Regions from separate parts of the Homo sapiens genome. Here region 2 is linked to region 1. Evidence: read pairs that join two places in POLR2A ChIA-PET (ENCODE). Cell type or tissue: PC-9. All regions are shown on one strand. Links, peaks and the distances in the headings refer to the core of each region. The heading gives the core; the rest is flanking DNA. Region 1 holds the start of LOC124909428 (a long non-coding RNA gene). Region 2 overlaps EEFSEC (eukaryotic elongation factor, selenocysteine-tRNA specific).

Region 1 (7,721 bases), core at 1,106-6,105:
ACACCACCACGCCTGTCTAATTTTTGTTGTATTTTTCAGTAGAGACAGGGTTTCACCATGTTAGCCAGGATGGTCTCGATCGCCTGACCTCGTGATCCGCCCACCTCAGCCTCCCAAAATGTTGGGATTACAGGCGTGAGCCACTGCGCCCAGCCTGATTATTTCTTTTGCTGTGCAGAAGCTTTTCAGTTTAATTAGGTCCCATCTATTTATCTTTGTTTTTGTTGCATTTGCTTTTGGGTTCTTGGTCATGAAGGCTTTGCCTAAGCCAATGTCTAGAAGGGTTTTTCCGATGTTATCTTCTGGAATCTTTATGGTTTCAGGTCTTAGATTTAAGTATTTGAGCCATCTTGAGTTGATTTTTGTATAAGGTGAGAGATGAGGATCCAGTTTCATTCTACATGTGGCTTGCCAATTATCCCAGCACCATTTATTGAATAGGGTTTCCTTTCTCCACTTTATGTTTTTGTTTGTTTTGTCAAAGATCAGTTGGCTGTAAGTATTTGGCTTTATTTCTGGGTTCTCTATTCTGTTCCATTGGTCTATGTGACTATTTTTATACCAGTACCATGCTGCTTTGGTGACTATGACCTTATAGTATAGTTTGAAGTTGAGTAATGTGATGGCTCCGGATTTGTTGTTTTTGATTCTGAGTCAGTTTCTTCATCTGTAAATGGGATGGCTCCAGCTGCCCTGTAGGGCTGTGAGAGTCCTGAGGTTTACTGATCCGATCCTGGCAGGAGACGTAGTCTGCAAACTAGGGGAAAGGGCTTAATGAGCTGGCCACTTACAGATGCTGCTTAAGGGATGGTGACAGTACAGAGAGCAGGAAGCCACCATTCCTGCCTCTAGGGAGTGGGAGCAGGGCTGTTACTGGAGCTCTCCCAAGCTGCAGCCCAGGAGAGGGCCACCCTCCCACCACAGTGGGGACTGTGGCTCTTAGTCAGGACATGGCCAGCCTCAACCCAGGAGATGCTGGATGAGTAGTTCTGGCCACTCTCTCCTTCCACCCTTCCAGTCTTCAGCTGGTGTCCCCATTGGTGAACCAGACCAGAGGCAAGGGCAAGGGGACCGTGGCAGCAGAGCACACAGGGCATGGAGAGGGATGGCTGTGGTCGTGGAGGAGGAAACAGAATGTTCAGTATAGTAAGTGAATTGCTGGCAGCCTGGGAGGCTGAGTTGTGCTCTGCCCTGGGTCCCTGGGGCTATAGCACCTATGAGAGAGACTTGCTCTCTGAACCCCTGGCCTGAGGCTGGCAGGAACCACCAGGCAGAGGGCACCCCACTGATGAGGGACGGAGGTGGTATAGGCCTGAGGCTGTACTAAGTGCTGGCAGCATGGTTTTTGTGACTGGGTCTGTGAGAACCAAGCCCATGAGGGAAGCTGGCCCAGCCAGGCCCTGGGAGCGTCTGGAATGTCAGACAGAGACAGAGAAACCAAGACGGTGCCTACCTGCAACCCAGAATCCTCAACAACCTCACACCCAGGCAGCCCCAGGTCATGCTGTCTCTGGGCTTTAGAGCCTCATCAGGGGCTGGTAAAAACTCTTCCTTGCAGCACCCCCTCAAGTGCTGGGCCACCTTGGACCTGTAACACCTCTCCCCAGGATCACCTCTTTCTGTGCCACCTCACCGCAGGCAGTGACGGGAGGTTCCTAGAGGATACCTGGGTGCCTGGCCCCCAAAATCTGGTGACAGAGGCTGGGACAAGACAGGGGCAGCTCCTAACCCCACCTGTGAATCAGGCTGGGCCAGGGCTATCCTGTCTTTGTCCCGCTTGGGTCTCCTGCCCAGCCTGGCCAATCTGCACAGACCTTATCTCGGCCATCCATCCAGGCCACCTGGACTAACCAGTCCTGCCAGAAACTGGATCTGGCCACAAATGCCCCTCCCTGGGGGAGAGGGCAGTGAGACAAGCCCCCCACCTTCCACTGGCCTTTCCTGCTGGCTGAGCCAGAGGGGCAGGGCCCAGGGGTAGAGGAGTTGGGCCTCTGGGCTCTCCTCCCCTCCCCCGCCCTCTCCTGTGACAGGCAAGGCTGGGTCTAAGCTGAGAATGACGCATGGCCCAACAGACAGACTGAGCCATGTCCCTCTCCTACCCAGTTGCTCAGCTGCCAGGGAGTCACAGCCAGGGCCAGGAAGGGAGGGATCGCTGCAGAGAGTCGAGGAGCCACGCAGTGAGCTCCCAGGACCAATTTTTCTTTGTTCAAGAGGGAAACTGAGGCCCAGAGAGGCTCTTCTTTATTTGTAAAGCTGTTTAATAATCCATCATATGGGACCACCAACTTTTTCCTTTATATAAATTGTCTCTTGTGTGCCTAAAGGTAAGCATTCTACCCATGTAGTCTTATGTCTTCCTCAGACGGCCCTGGAGGGGTTGGGTATTGCCATTATTCCCACCTTACAGATGAGGAAACTGAAGTTCAGAGAGGTTAGGACAGTTGCCCAGAATCACACAGCTGGGCTGAGATTGGAACTCTCATCCACTTGCAAAGCTGTGCTCTTGGGGTGGCTTCCAGGTTTCCCCATGACATAACTGGGTCTTCTTTGTCCACTCATCTTATTCGTGCCCTTTAAAGATAAATTCAGCCTGGGCAACATAGTGAGACCCCATCTTTCCAAAAAAATTTAAAAAGTAGCTGGGTGTGTTGGTGCACACCTGTGGTTGCACTATTTGAGGGATGCTGAGGCAGGAGGATTGCTTGAGTCCGGAGGTCAAGGCTGCAGTGAGCTGCGATCGTGCTACTGCACTCCAGCCTGGGTGGCAGAGCGAGACCCTGTCTCAATAAATAAATAAATTTTAAAAAATGAAGATAAATTATTCGAGGTAAGTCACTGGATCAAAGCTTCCGCAGAATTTTGAGTGTCATATTGACAAACTGCACGCCAGAAGCAGGGTCCATGGGGGCTCCACCTGTCCCACAGCTGCCCGGCACTGCTTGTTGTCAGTATTCTTGCCTTTTACTCCAGAAATGAGGAATGATACCATGTGATTCCATGCGCATAACCTAGACTTGAGGCATCTCGTCTGTGTTGGCCATTTCTGTACCTTCTGGCGTGAATCCCAATCCTCTGTTCTTTGCAGGAGAAGACAAGGGTTGGGAGGCCACAGGTTCCTACTGCTCTCTGGCCTCAGGCTACTCACCTGCAAAATAAAGAGAGAGGGTGCTCCTGGGATGATACTAGCAGCTGACCCTGGCAGGGGACACCAGCTCCTCCGGCCTGATTCCAGCTGCAGGAATGTTTCTCCTCCCAGGTCTTGCCCCAGGCCTGACTCCTGACACTAGGCAGTAAATAACTTTCCATTTGGTCACCCCTGTTTTGGAGAATCTTTTGCTCTGGAGAAAGTGGGCGTGTGCCCCAGTCAAGCCCCACCCCAGTTACCTAGGAGGAGACAGGACCTTAGGGTTGGGTCAGGATGGGTGGGAGAGGGGTAGGTCTGGGAGGGTGGGGATCCTGGCATCCTAAGCATGAGTGTCATTGCCCACGAGGGCCCTGAGCTGCGGGCATCCACATCCCCAGGCCACATCGCTGCATGTGAGGCCAGACGTATCATCCCAAGGCCACCACACCAGGTGGCTGCAAGGCCGGTGGGACAAACCTGGCTCCTGCCTCCTCCTAAGCCCACCAGTCCTCTCTGCCCTGGAGCAGCGCTCATAGTACAGATGGGAAGACTGAGGCAGGAATGGGCAGCGATTGGGTCCCAGCCACCCACAGTGGGTACAGAGGTCTGGCTGGCCTAGGACCAGTTGGGAGGGATGGGGCTGCCCCCCACATGTGCCCCACACCCTTGGCAGCGGCAAATCCCAGCCCCTGCTCCAGGGCTCCAGGTGTGTGGACAGCAGGTTCCTTTGCAGGGAGTGCGAGCAAGAACACAGGCCAGGGACGCCCAGCGACTGGAGTGGGTCACCTGGCGCCGGGGGGAGGGAGGAGCGGGTCCCAGGGCAAGGACGACGCGGTCTTCACGGGAGCCTCGGCATGATGTGGGAGCGGAGTTGTCCCCCACCCCCCAGGTCAGCTGCCCGAGCGCCGCCGGGCGAGGCCGGCCGCCAGCGGGCCATCTGCATGACAAAGGCGCGCCCCGGCGGTGCGAGCGGGAGAGGGGCGCCCCGAGCTCCGCCCGCCCGCAGGCCCGCAGCTGCCCTGCTAAGCCTCCACCCCGCGGCCCGGAGATTTGGGGGGCGGGGGCGGCACGCGAGCCCGGGCGCTCAGCTGTGTTTGCTCGGGGGGGAGCCAGGCGGGGCGGCGGGGCTGGGGCGCGGGACAAAGGCCCGGATCTGACCGACCCCGCAGGTGGCGCGGGGGAGGGGGCGGACGCTCCGGGAGAGGGCGATGGGGGAGGGGCGGCCTCCCGGCTGCCCAACCCCAGCGCCCAGAAGCTGAGACCCCCTCGGGGGGCCGCAGTCCCCGAAACCTGGCCTGGGGATCACCTGGGTCCTCCTCCAGGCCCCCGGCCCTTTCCTGGAATTCCAAATGTTCAGCAAATGCGGCCACCGTCCGGGCGGGCTGCTTGATTTGTCCTCAGCTCCAACAACACTTTCTCCCTGGTGCCTCCTCCAGTGCCAGCAGGGGTGCCCAACGCCATGTCCCCGGACCACCCTCTCCTGGGAGCCTCTCTCTTCACTTTCCCGCATGTCCAGGGAGCCAGCTGGCCTTCCCAGCCCCACATTCACCGCAACCAGCCCCTTCGCCTTTCCCGCTCCAGGAAACAGTCCCTCCACACTCCCGCTGCCCAGGCCAAACCCGCAGGCACCGGCCTCCACGCCTCTCTCTCCGCTGGCTCCACCTTGGACGTCTCCCCAGAGGCGTCTCCCCCTCCCAGTTCCGGCCGCTGGTCCCGCCGCCATCGTGCTCACCTGGACCAGTGAGCACCCTCCCTCCTGTACGCGGCTCTATCCCGCTGCAGCCCATTCTCCTGCAGCAGCCGGAGGGTCTGTTAAAGCCAAGTCAGAGATCCTCCCTCCTCTGCTCCACACTCTCCCTTGGCTCCCACCTCACTCACAGGAAAAGCTCACCCCGCAGTGGGCTCCAGGACCACCTGATCTCACGACTGCCACCTCCCCCATCTCTGGCCTGTCTTTCCACTCAGCCTCCCCAGTCTCCTTGGTTTCTCCTTGGGCGGCCAGGCCTCCGGCCTCTGCATGGCCGCTACCTCTGCTTGGAACACACTTCACGGGACATCTGTGTGCCTCACTCCCGCGCTTCCTTCAGGCCTTTACTGAAATGCCGCCTCCTCAGTGAGGCCCTCCTTGGTTTAAAATGTCAGCATGCCTTCTTCAACTCCTTTTGCCTTGCTGTCTGCCCTAGTTTTTCTCCTCGGCACTTCTTCCTATTGGCATTTCTGCACGTGGTACTCATTCCCGTTGCTCATTTTGTTTTTTGTCTTTCCCATTGACTGTAAGATGCACCAGGGCAGAGACTGTCTCCTGTTGGCTGTTGTGACCCCCAAACCTAGCATGGTCCCTGGAACACAGTAGATGCTCAGTAAATATGTGCTGGATAAATGAGTAAATTAAATCCTTTACGCCTCCACAGCACCCTGTAAGGTAGGCCCTCTGTAAGGTAGACACCCTCCTCCCCATTCTACAGATGACAGTGCTGAGGCACAGAGAGTAAGTCACTTGCCTGGGTCTCATGGCTAGAAAGTGTGGGAGGCCGGATTTGAATCCAGGACCTCACTTCCCAGTAAGGTCTCAAACTAGTGGCCCACACACTGTTTTTGGCTCTCAGAAAGGTTTTGTGTGGCTCGAACAGTTTCAGAAAAAATTGAATAAACTGTGGCCATTTAAAAATCAGGAGGCCAGGCATGGTGGCTTACGCCTGCAATCCCAGCACTTTGAGAGGCTGAGGCAGGAGGATTGCTTGAAGCCAGGAGTTTGAAACCTGGGCAACATAATGAGACGTCCCCCACCCCCACCTCTACAAGAAATAAATATAAGACTGGCATGATGGTACATGTCTGTAATCTCAGCTATTTGGGAGGCTGAGGCAGGAGGATCACTTGGGCCCAGGAGTTTGAGGCTGCACTGAGCTAAGATTGCACCACTGTACTCCAGCCTGGGCAACAGATTGAGACTTCATTTCTAAAACACAACAAAACAAAAAAATCAGGATGCTTTATGCAAAATTCCAGACCTCCAGCTTTCCTTGCAAAATCGGAACCTCTGGCCACACCGTGTCCCCAATCCCACAAGGCAGCCACTGGCAGGGGCTGAGTGGCACTGCTCCTCAGGACTGGCATGGACTGCCTTCATGCCCAGTCTCCACCCCACTGCTCCTGCCCCTGCCCCAGGCCTCCCTCCCGTGAGCGTGAGCATTCTGTGCCTCTGCTCTTGCTGTTCCCTCCGCCTGGAATCCTCTTTCCACAGTTCTTGGCCTGGCTGTCCCCTTCTTGTCACTCAAGGCTTAGCCCCTCCGGAAGCCCTCCGTGCCCACTTTGGCTAAGGATCATGATCTGAAGTCACTTTACGAGTGTATTTGGTGCCTGCACACTGTCTGTCTCCCTAAGGAGGATGGCAGCTCCAGTCGGCAGGAGCCAGTTCAGCCCATTGCTCCCGTCCAGGGCAGCACCTGTGCCCACACCAGGCTGCAGGCTTGTTGATTGACGGAATGAATGAGCCGATGAATGAATGAAGAACTTGCGGGTGGCAGCCGCTGTTGTGAGCACTTCCCATGCCTGGAGCACTGTCCTCTGTGCACAGCAGGCTTCTGTGCGAGCTGGGGCTGGGTCACACACAGATCTCTTGCCGGGGATTCAAGCTGTGGTGGCTTCTGTGTTCCCAGCCAGGGCCTCAGGCTCTGTGACAACCTTGAGAGGCATGGGCAACCCTATCCCCCACTCCAGTGCCCAGCTCTCGCTGCAGATCTGGGGCTCTGAGTCTTCCGGGTCAGCTGAGCTGGGCCACATGAGGGTCACCTTCCTGGTGTTGCAGGGGCAGCCCTGCCCCCTACTTGCCCAGAACGTCCCCCAGGTTTCAGAAGGAGATAGCTGTGTGAACTGGCAGTGTGCAGGCTGATTCCAGGCCCAGCTCCTTCTGTTTCTTGCTGTGTGACTTGATCAATTTATCTCACCTCTCTGAGCCAGTTTCCCCTTCTATACAGCGGGAACACTGCCCCTGCTTGAGACTTACTGTGAGAGCTCCTGTGCACACCCCCAGCGCCAGTGCCCAGCGGGCACTCAGCACACAGGACACGGTCTGGCCTCCCCTCTGGCTGCCCAGGTGGAAGGCCTCCCCATGACATCACTCCTGCACAGGGGCACCAGCAGCCAAGGGCCTGGGGTCTGTACCAGCCGGCTGGTGGCGGCCCTGTGTGCACACTCATGTGTATGGTCTTGGGTGAGGGTGTGACCATGTGGATTGTGTGTGTGCATGTGGCTACTTGTGACTGTGTGTGAGTGCCCACACATAGGATCACGTGTGTTGTGTGAGCCTGTGGTTGGGGATGGCTGCTGCCCGGGCATTGGCTCTGTGTCACGGCTTGTCCGTAACTCTGTGTCCCGGTGTGTGATGGTGATGGTGTGGTTGTGGGTGAGACACTGGACGAGGTCAGGGCCAGGTACCCGAGTGGTCCAGCCAGTCCTCGGCAGCTGGGTGGGCTGGGTGGGAACACGCTCGCCTGGCTCTTCAGGCAGCCCTCAGGTGGGGAGTGCACTGGGCCCCAGCTGACCCGGGCTGGCTGGGCAGTCTGAGCCAGAAGGGGCCGGTTGACAGGGTTTCGGG
Region 2 (7,721 bases), core at 988-5,987, 65 kb after region 1:
CATGGCCCTGTAGGGCCCCTACCATGGGGCTGGGACTCTGGGGGCATGCCTAGGCCCTCCTTGCTGGCCAGAGGCTGCCCACGAGGCCTGGGGTAGAATCTATTCTGGACATCACCCTCCTCATTCTGCACCCCAACAGGTTCTGGGGTGCATCCTGCCCCTCTGCCCTCCTCCCCATGTGCCCACTGTCCAGCCTCAGGCCTTGGCTTGCCCCCTCCAACCAGCTGCCAGACAGAGCTTTCTGACTGTGTTCCTCCCTGCACACCAACCACCAGTTCCTTCTGCCACTTGCTTAGACCAGTGGTTCTCAACTGGGGGATATTTTGGTCCCCAGGGGACACTTGGGAACATCTAGAGAAGTTTTTCATTGCTGCAACTTGGGTGAGGCTGTACCTAGTAAGAAGAAGCCAGGGATACCCACAAACACCCTGCAGGGCACAAGGCAGCCCCACAGTAGAGGATGGTCCAGCCCCAGTGTCAGCAGTGTCGATGGGAACCCTGTCTAGACAAAGGCCAGATACAAGCATGGAGGCCAAGGCCTTTCGGGAGTAAGCTCCTCCTCCCCTCCTCCCCATCCATCCAAGGATGAGCCTCAGGGCTGGATTTGAGGTGAACAGCAAGGAGGCTCCCCAGGGCCTCAATTGGATTCCATGAAAGACTTCGGGTGAAAAAACAAAGAATTCCATTGCTTTTAAAAAAAAAACTGCTCCAAAACCATCATTTTATATATATCAAAGGAGTTAATAACATATACAACACTTAGAACAATGTCCTACTCATTTTAACAAGCAATGAATATTAGTTTCTATTCCATATTCCCAGAATATGCCACTCTTTCCATCCTCTGTGCCCTAGCACACTCTGTTCCTTCTGTCCTGAACACCCTTCCTCCCTTTTCTCCCTGGGGAAATCTCCTCACCTTCAAGACAAGCTCAAGCCTCACTGCATCGGTAAAACTTCCCACCTTCACTCTGGAAGGGAGCAGTCACTCCATGCTCTTTCTCCAAAGCCCTGTAGGGCCCCTACTATAGTGCTTGCTCCTTTCTGTAACATCTCCACCCAAACGGTGCCCCCTGGGATGGGCCTAGAGCCAGTCCTCTGTGCTCAGGTCTGATGCTGGTCACAGGGAGAGGGGCAATGGCTGAAACAGAGCTGGGCTGGGGAGAGAGGGTGGGTGGTCGGGGAGAGGGAGAAAGAGAAGGCTTTGGGGGAAGTAGCAGCTCCTCTCCTCCCTCCACAGGCCCTGGCTTAGCCCCATGGGGATATGGGAGAGGGGTAGGATATCCCTAGATCTGGCTCCAGAGAGTCAGCTCTGCCTCACTGCTGCCAGACCGGGGCCTTTACTGTAACTTCCCAAGGGACCTGCTGGTGCCCCTCCTCCCAGGCCACAGAGGCATCCTGCATGGGGCACAGCTGCTGAGCTATGATACCGGTGGTGAGTGTGGGCCGCTGCACTCCCTCCACACAGCTATCTCTGGGCCTGGGCTCTGTCTTCATCACCTCATTGAACCTCCTAACAACCACCTTCACTAGTGGTCAAACCTAGCATTGCCTATGATGGGCAGACATCCGGATAGGACACACTAAGGCCCCGAAATCACCTCTGTAGAATTCCTTCCAAAAATGCACAGCCTGAACCCAGTCATGAAGAAATATCAGACAGACCCAAAGAGTGCACTGGGAAACAACCAACCTGGGCTCTTCAAAAACATCAGTGTTGTAAAACTATTGGTGGCAGCACTGAGCGCAGGTGCCACCTTTCACTGACTCCTCAAGCATGGAAAACTTCCTAAGACACTATTGCGACAGTTGGGGAATCTGAAAATGGACTGTATCCTAGACAATGTGGCATCAATGTCACATTTCTCCAGTGGTAACTGCGTTGTGGTTCTGCAGGAGAATGTCCTTGTTCCTCGGGGACATGTGCTGAGGGTGCAGGCACAGCAGCAGCACCAGGAGGAACCCTCAGTCGGCTCGGCGCACAAACAAAGCAGACAAGACAACACGGAGCAATTGTTGAAGCCAAGGGAGCAACACTGCTCAATAAGCTTTCCACTCTTCAGTATGTTTGAAATTATTTAAAAAGCTAGGAGGGAAAGTCCTCAAGATAACCCACCTTACTGATGAGGAAACTGGGATTTTCAGAAAGGGTAGCATTCTAGCCAGGATTCCAACACAGGTCTGGCTGCCTCCGAAGCTCTTGTTCTTTGAAGGTACCCTGCTACCCACATCCCAGTGTGGGCTGAAAATGCCAAGTGTGCACAATACCAGCCCTGCCAATGTCTCTCAGTAAAAGTTAATTTGGTCCTGGCAGGGGCTACTTTCCAGGCAGCTGGCTGGTGGTGCTAATGAAATCCCAAGGACAGGTTATTGGGGTTGCCCCAGAATCTGCTCCAAACAGAGCAGCTGGATGGTTGGAGAGAGCACATTTTAAAAGAGAAGAAAGCCAGTTTCATTTCAAACCCCAGAGGAACACACAGCCTCACAGCCCATTGTCTGAGGGCCTGTTATTTATGGGAACATAACAATATCCACAACCTCAGGGCTCATCGTGTCCTGTCCCTTTGGCACCAGGATGTGTTTTCACTTTTGCTCTATGCTGAGTTTCCAGAAGCCTCCCAGCTAAGTGGAACCATGGGTGATGTCCACTTCCATTGGGAACTTCAGGGTCTGGTGGGCCAGTCATCTAGCTCCTCTGAGCCTCACAGTGCCTTTGGGAGAAACAGGGCGATGGCCTCCTCTTGAAGGCTGCAGCAGGAGGAAGAGACGGCACATTAAGGACCTGGTGCCAACACAGAGACCACACATTGTGGCCCAACTGAGAATGGGAAGATTTCATGTAAAAATACAGATATCCAGGCTTTCTTGAAAAATTGGAAGTGGTAATGCCACCGTGGCTGTGCTACAGCCCAGCAATACGGGCATGGAGCTCAGGGGGCCCAGCCCCTTGGGTTTTCAGGCCTGGACTCCGGCACGTGTCAGGCTCATGCGGTGCAGGCAGATGAGGGAAGGGGCTGGCAGCCCACTCCCAACGCCTGCAACATGCTGGGCATCCTTGCACACTGGTTTACTCCTCACAGTCCTTCAAGACAGGATTGTTACCCCCATTTTATCAGATGAAAACCGAGGGCTCCAAAGGCAGTGAGCTGACCCAGGCCCTTCAGAAGGATTAGCAACAGTGAGAAAGCTTCCGGGAAGTGGCCCTGACCAGCAAGGCTCAGCTGAGCTACCACATCCAGGGAGTGATTTTAACATGCGCAGTTGTCATTGTTGTTTATTGTTTTTTAAAACTCCTCTTTCTTAAAACACAGAAAACTTCATTTCTTGTGTGTGTTGTGGACTGTACTTCTTTTTTTGTTTTTTTTTTTTTGTTTTTTTTGGAGATGGAGTCTCGCTCTGTCACCCAGGCTGGAGTGCAGTGGCGCAATCTCCTGGCTCACTGTAACCTCCATCTCCCAGGTTCAAGCAATTCTCCTGCCTCAGCCTCCCGAGTAGCTGGGACTACAGGTGTGTAACCACTATGCCCAGCTAATTTTTAAATTTTTATTAGAGATGGGGTTTTGCCACATTGGCCAGTCTGGTCTCCAACTCCTGACCTCAGGTGATCCGCTTGCCTCAGCCTCCCCAGGCATAGGGATTACAGGTGTGAGCCACTGCACTCAGCCTGTGGACTGTACTTCTGTGCCAAATGCAACCACCATCTGCTGTGACTGGCTGTAGCTGGAGACAGGACACACTCCAGCTGACCTTGTGCAAGGGGCTACACCCAGGATCTAGGCTGTGGCAGCACCATCCTGGCCCAGCCCAAGGGCATCAGGCCATGTGACTGGCCCCATGGAATTCCTGAGGCACGGCTCTCCCAGTGGGTGGTGGGAGGAAGAACCATTAGGCAAGTGATCGCAGGAGGCAGCTTTTCAGCAGAGCCCTAGCCTGAGCTGGAGTCAGCACGCGTCACCAGTGCAGAACTGCTTGGCATTCCAGATGAAATGGGTGACAGGAAAAGGGAGTCTTATTGTAGAGCTGGTTTCTTTGGAGGGCTGATGGAGCCAGTGATATGGCCAGGCAGGCAGTGGGGCCACAGCACCAACTGTGGTGCTTCACTCATCTCTGGGTCTGGTTTCAAGGCTGTCTCTCTCCCTGTAAGGTGGGAAGGGGACATAAGTCCATAATCGGCAGCCTAAGTAGGGGTGCAGCAATGTTGCAGTCTCACGGCATCCCTGAGGTAGGCCTTGTGGAAACAGGATGTGGCTCTTGCTTACAGGCACAGGAGTCCACACAGCAGGTGGCTGGTTCGATGCGGAGGTGATACTCAGGGCCAGCAGGAATAGCCTGAGCAGCACCACTGTGGCACCCTCACCTCCAGGGGCACTGAGACTCCAATTTGTCCTCAGACCCCAGTGCAATGCCACTTCCGAAGGAAGCCTTCCCAAGCCCAGACTCGGTTGGGGTCCTACTGTAAGATCTCATGGCATTGTGCACCTTCTGTGCACAGCATGCATGTGGCTGCCAATACACAAATGCTCAGGAGAAAGTCTGCCAGTGCCAGCATCCTAACTGTTACAGGCTGAACTGTGTCCCTTCAAATTCATATACTGGAATCCTAACCCCCAGACTTTAGAATGGGACTGTATTTGGAGGCAGGGCCTTTAAAGGTGTAATTAAGATGAAATGAGGTCTTTAGGTTGAGTTCTAAACCAAACTGACTAATGTCCTTCAAAATAGAGGTTGGGACACAGACACGCACAGAGGGACAGCCATGTGAGGACACAGGGAGAAGGCAGCCGTCTGCAAGCCAAGAGAGAGGCTGCAGGAGAAACCCACCCTGCAGACACCTTGATCTTGGACTTCCAGGCTCCAGAACTGACAGGAAATGAATGCCTATTGTTTAAGCCACCGCGTCTGTGGTATTCTGTTATGATAGCCCGAGTTGACTAGTACACCAACCCAACAGCCCCATGAGCTCAGGGGTCATGTGGGCTGTGGCTCACTGTGGTCTTTCTAGAACCCAACACAAGGATGACACATAACAGGGGCTCAAAAGCACACTGTTGAACAGAGGGGTGATTAGCTGTGAACTCCCGGGGTGCAGGGACTGTGTCTTGTTTGAGCCATGTGCCCAGAACCCAACACTATGTCTGATACCAGAAAAATACTTTCCACACACAAGAGTCAGTGCTTGGTAAAGAAGAGCTAGCTAAAGTCAGAGTGACTGTGTGAGGCCAGAGCCCTCCTGTCTCTGACCTTGAAAATCAGGACCCCAGCTCCTGCTCCTCCTCCTCCTCCTCTGTGCCCTCAGGCTGACTGCCAGGGCACTGGGGTTGGTCTGATTTCCTCCTCTGCAGAACTGGGGTGATGACAGCCTGGTTTCCCTGGGCTGCTGGCAGGATTGAGTGGTCAGACTACACAAGGGCGTGCTGCCTGGCACAGGGCATGGGCAGCAGCTGATTGTACTGCTGACATTGTCTCAGCCTCAGGCCCTGCCTGCTACCCTCCGGATGGCTGTAGGCCCTCATGCTACAAGTCACCCAGGCCAATTCCATTCCTTCTGGTCACCAGCCCATATGGACCAATGCCCCTGGCCATTTCTTAGAACCATAGTTTCTATTCTTAGAGTTACTTGCCTGGGACCTCACCAACACACTGGTCCCCCAAAACCACTGAAGGGGTGTGTCCCCAACTCCTGCAGGCCTGGCCCAGTCCATACTAAATGACCCATATTTCTAGCAAATAGAGCTTCTGGGACTTAGGCCCTGACAAATCTGCCACCTTGTGAACCTGGGTCTGAGAGCCCCTGACAATCTGTTGCCTGGTCAACAGAGAGGTGCATCAGCTTCTGGGCTGAGCTGAAGCACTTGCTGCTCTGCCCTGTACTGGTCCCGGGAGAGACATTGGCCATCCAACGGCTGAGGCAAAGCGGGGCATCTGGGGGATGCCTCTATGATTTGGCTTCTGTTTTCAATCAGGAGGGAAAGGTATAATCCTTGTTTTTGACCATGCAAAGTGCTTTCCAGGGTCAATAAATTGGAGAGGTCCTTGTGGCACAGCCAATCCCTGCTTGAAAGGTGGCTGGTTAATCTCCTGTGAAGCAGCCTGGCATGAATGCAGCACCGGGGCTCCTACAGGCATCGTTTCCCAGTGCTCTGTGGTAGGGACAGGGCATGGGTGGGAGGATAAAGTGAGGCCCTCAGTGGACATGTGAGCTACCCCACCAAGAGGAAGGGCTGGCAGGTGAGGGGTGGGTGCACACAGCACACAATTCCAGCCACCACTTAGGGAGCCCCTGCCGTAAGTGGATACTATAGGCAGTCCTCTCCAGGGATTCTATGATTAAATTTTCAGCCTTCCTGGAAATCAGAATGACTAGCTCTGGGTTAGCACTGAAGAAGCTGAAGCACAGACTGGAAAGTGGCTGGTCCCAATCAGAAGGGAGCCTGGGATGCCCCAGGAGACCCTCCAGGTAACTAGCCCAGCGGCCCCTGCAACCTTGGCCTCGTCTGACCCGTCCCTCTCCTAAACCAGAGAGTGGTTCACAGAGGAGTTGTCCCACTGGGTGTTGGCCCAGGGCTCTCCATCCACTCAGGGAGCCCCCTCCCCACCCAGGCCTTGTTTCACCTCTGACCCCCTCCAGCACCTAGACAGGTCTGTACACGGAGGGCCCAATAAATTGTGATGAGGGACAGAGGAGGATGGGATGGGATACCATGCTGAGCCCTGAGACACCTGATTCAGCACAGGGGCCACGGGCTACCAGCTGGAACCCCAGAGTCCTGGGAGAAGGCTGCAGGGCTAAGGGAGCAGAGCCAGCTGGCAGGGCTGGCACTGCCCTCAGCAGCAGGTATGCTGTGCCCACTTACTCCTGCTGGCCCCTCTGCTCGATCTCCCTGGGGCAGACAGAGAACTCTGGCCCATTCACTTACTAGCAGTGTAGATGTGAGCAAAGGGCCTGTTTCCTCACCTGTGGGTTGGGGCCACGCTGCCATGCAGGCTGTGGAGGGCTAGACTAAATGGCAGCTCCGGGACAGGGTTTGGGAGGTGCTCTTGGCCTTCCCAGCCCCTGCTTCCTGCCAGTGCATCCCCACAGCAGTGCTGCAGGGCCTGGGGGTCAGGTGCACTCCACAGAGGAGTGGCTTGAGCACTGGCAGAGTCAGCAGTAGATGAATGAGGCTGGAAGAGGCCCTGGAGGGGCAGTCTGAGAATTCACATGCCCACTGTGTAGGCGAAGGAACTGGAGCTCAGGGCAGGTATGAGGGCCAGGTTCCCGACTCCCCATCCCATGGTCTTTCCACTGTCCTGGCCTTTTCCTGACCCTGGCCATGAGGCTGGACTGACCACTGGCCACAGGGTTCTAGCGAACATCACACATCTGATTCTAGCTCTCTATGCAGCCTTCTGCTCCCCGCTCGCCCTTCTGCTCAGAAGGCTACTCCTCCAGGAAGCTTGCTCTGGCCCTCCTCTCAGGATGGCCACTTTCCCCCATTCCCAGCCACACGTCCCAGTGGCCACTTGCCATGCTGACTGTGAATGGCTGCTCATGTCTCTGCCTGTCCCACAGGGAAAGCACCTTGGGACAGGACTCTGAGAAGGATCTCAGTATCCCCCGCCCGAGCCCTAAGCCTCAACTAAGTTTGCCGAGCTAAATGGACTGGCAAACCCTGGATTGATTAATTTATTTACATTTTTGTAGGGATGGGGTCTCGCTTTGCTGCCCAGGCTGGTCTTAA

What was found. Peaks named below come from ENCODE experiments on the same cell type or tissue, not always from the same donor. Only the 100,000 strongest peaks of a DNase experiment are listed, where the experiment ranks them.
Region 2: POLR2A ChIA-PET joins it to region 1 with 5 read pairs; 3 of 35 experiments call an interaction of 5 or more read pairs at or near these places.

Annotation. Positions count from the first base shown.
Region 1 is chr3:128,429,503-128,437,223 of GRCh38, reverse strand. LOC124909428 (a long non-coding RNA gene) reads right to left here and starts at 4,818. Exons shown (of 2, transcript XR_007096075.1): 1 at 4,431-4,818; 2 at 2,241-3,145. RefSeq lists enhancers at 945-1,632, 3,617-4,197, 4,198-4,777, 4,778-5,358. In PC-9, for the core only: no CTCF peak of the experiment used is centred there; DNase peaks (open chromatin) are centred at 1,953 and 3,223; H3K4me3 peaks cover 1,996 bases; H3K27ac peaks cover 3,633 bases.
Region 2 is chr3:128,364,094-128,371,814 of GRCh38, reverse strand. All of the region lies in intron 6 of EEFSEC (eukaryotic elongation factor, selenocysteine-tRNA specific), which reads right to left. Among named protein-coding and RNA genes, the nearest start is that of DNAJB8-AS1, 96 kb to the left of the region's middle. RefSeq lists an enhancer at 2,473-2,973. In PC-9, for the core only: no CTCF peak of the experiment used is centred there; a DNase peak (open chromatin) is centred at 3,834; H3K27ac peaks cover 789 bases.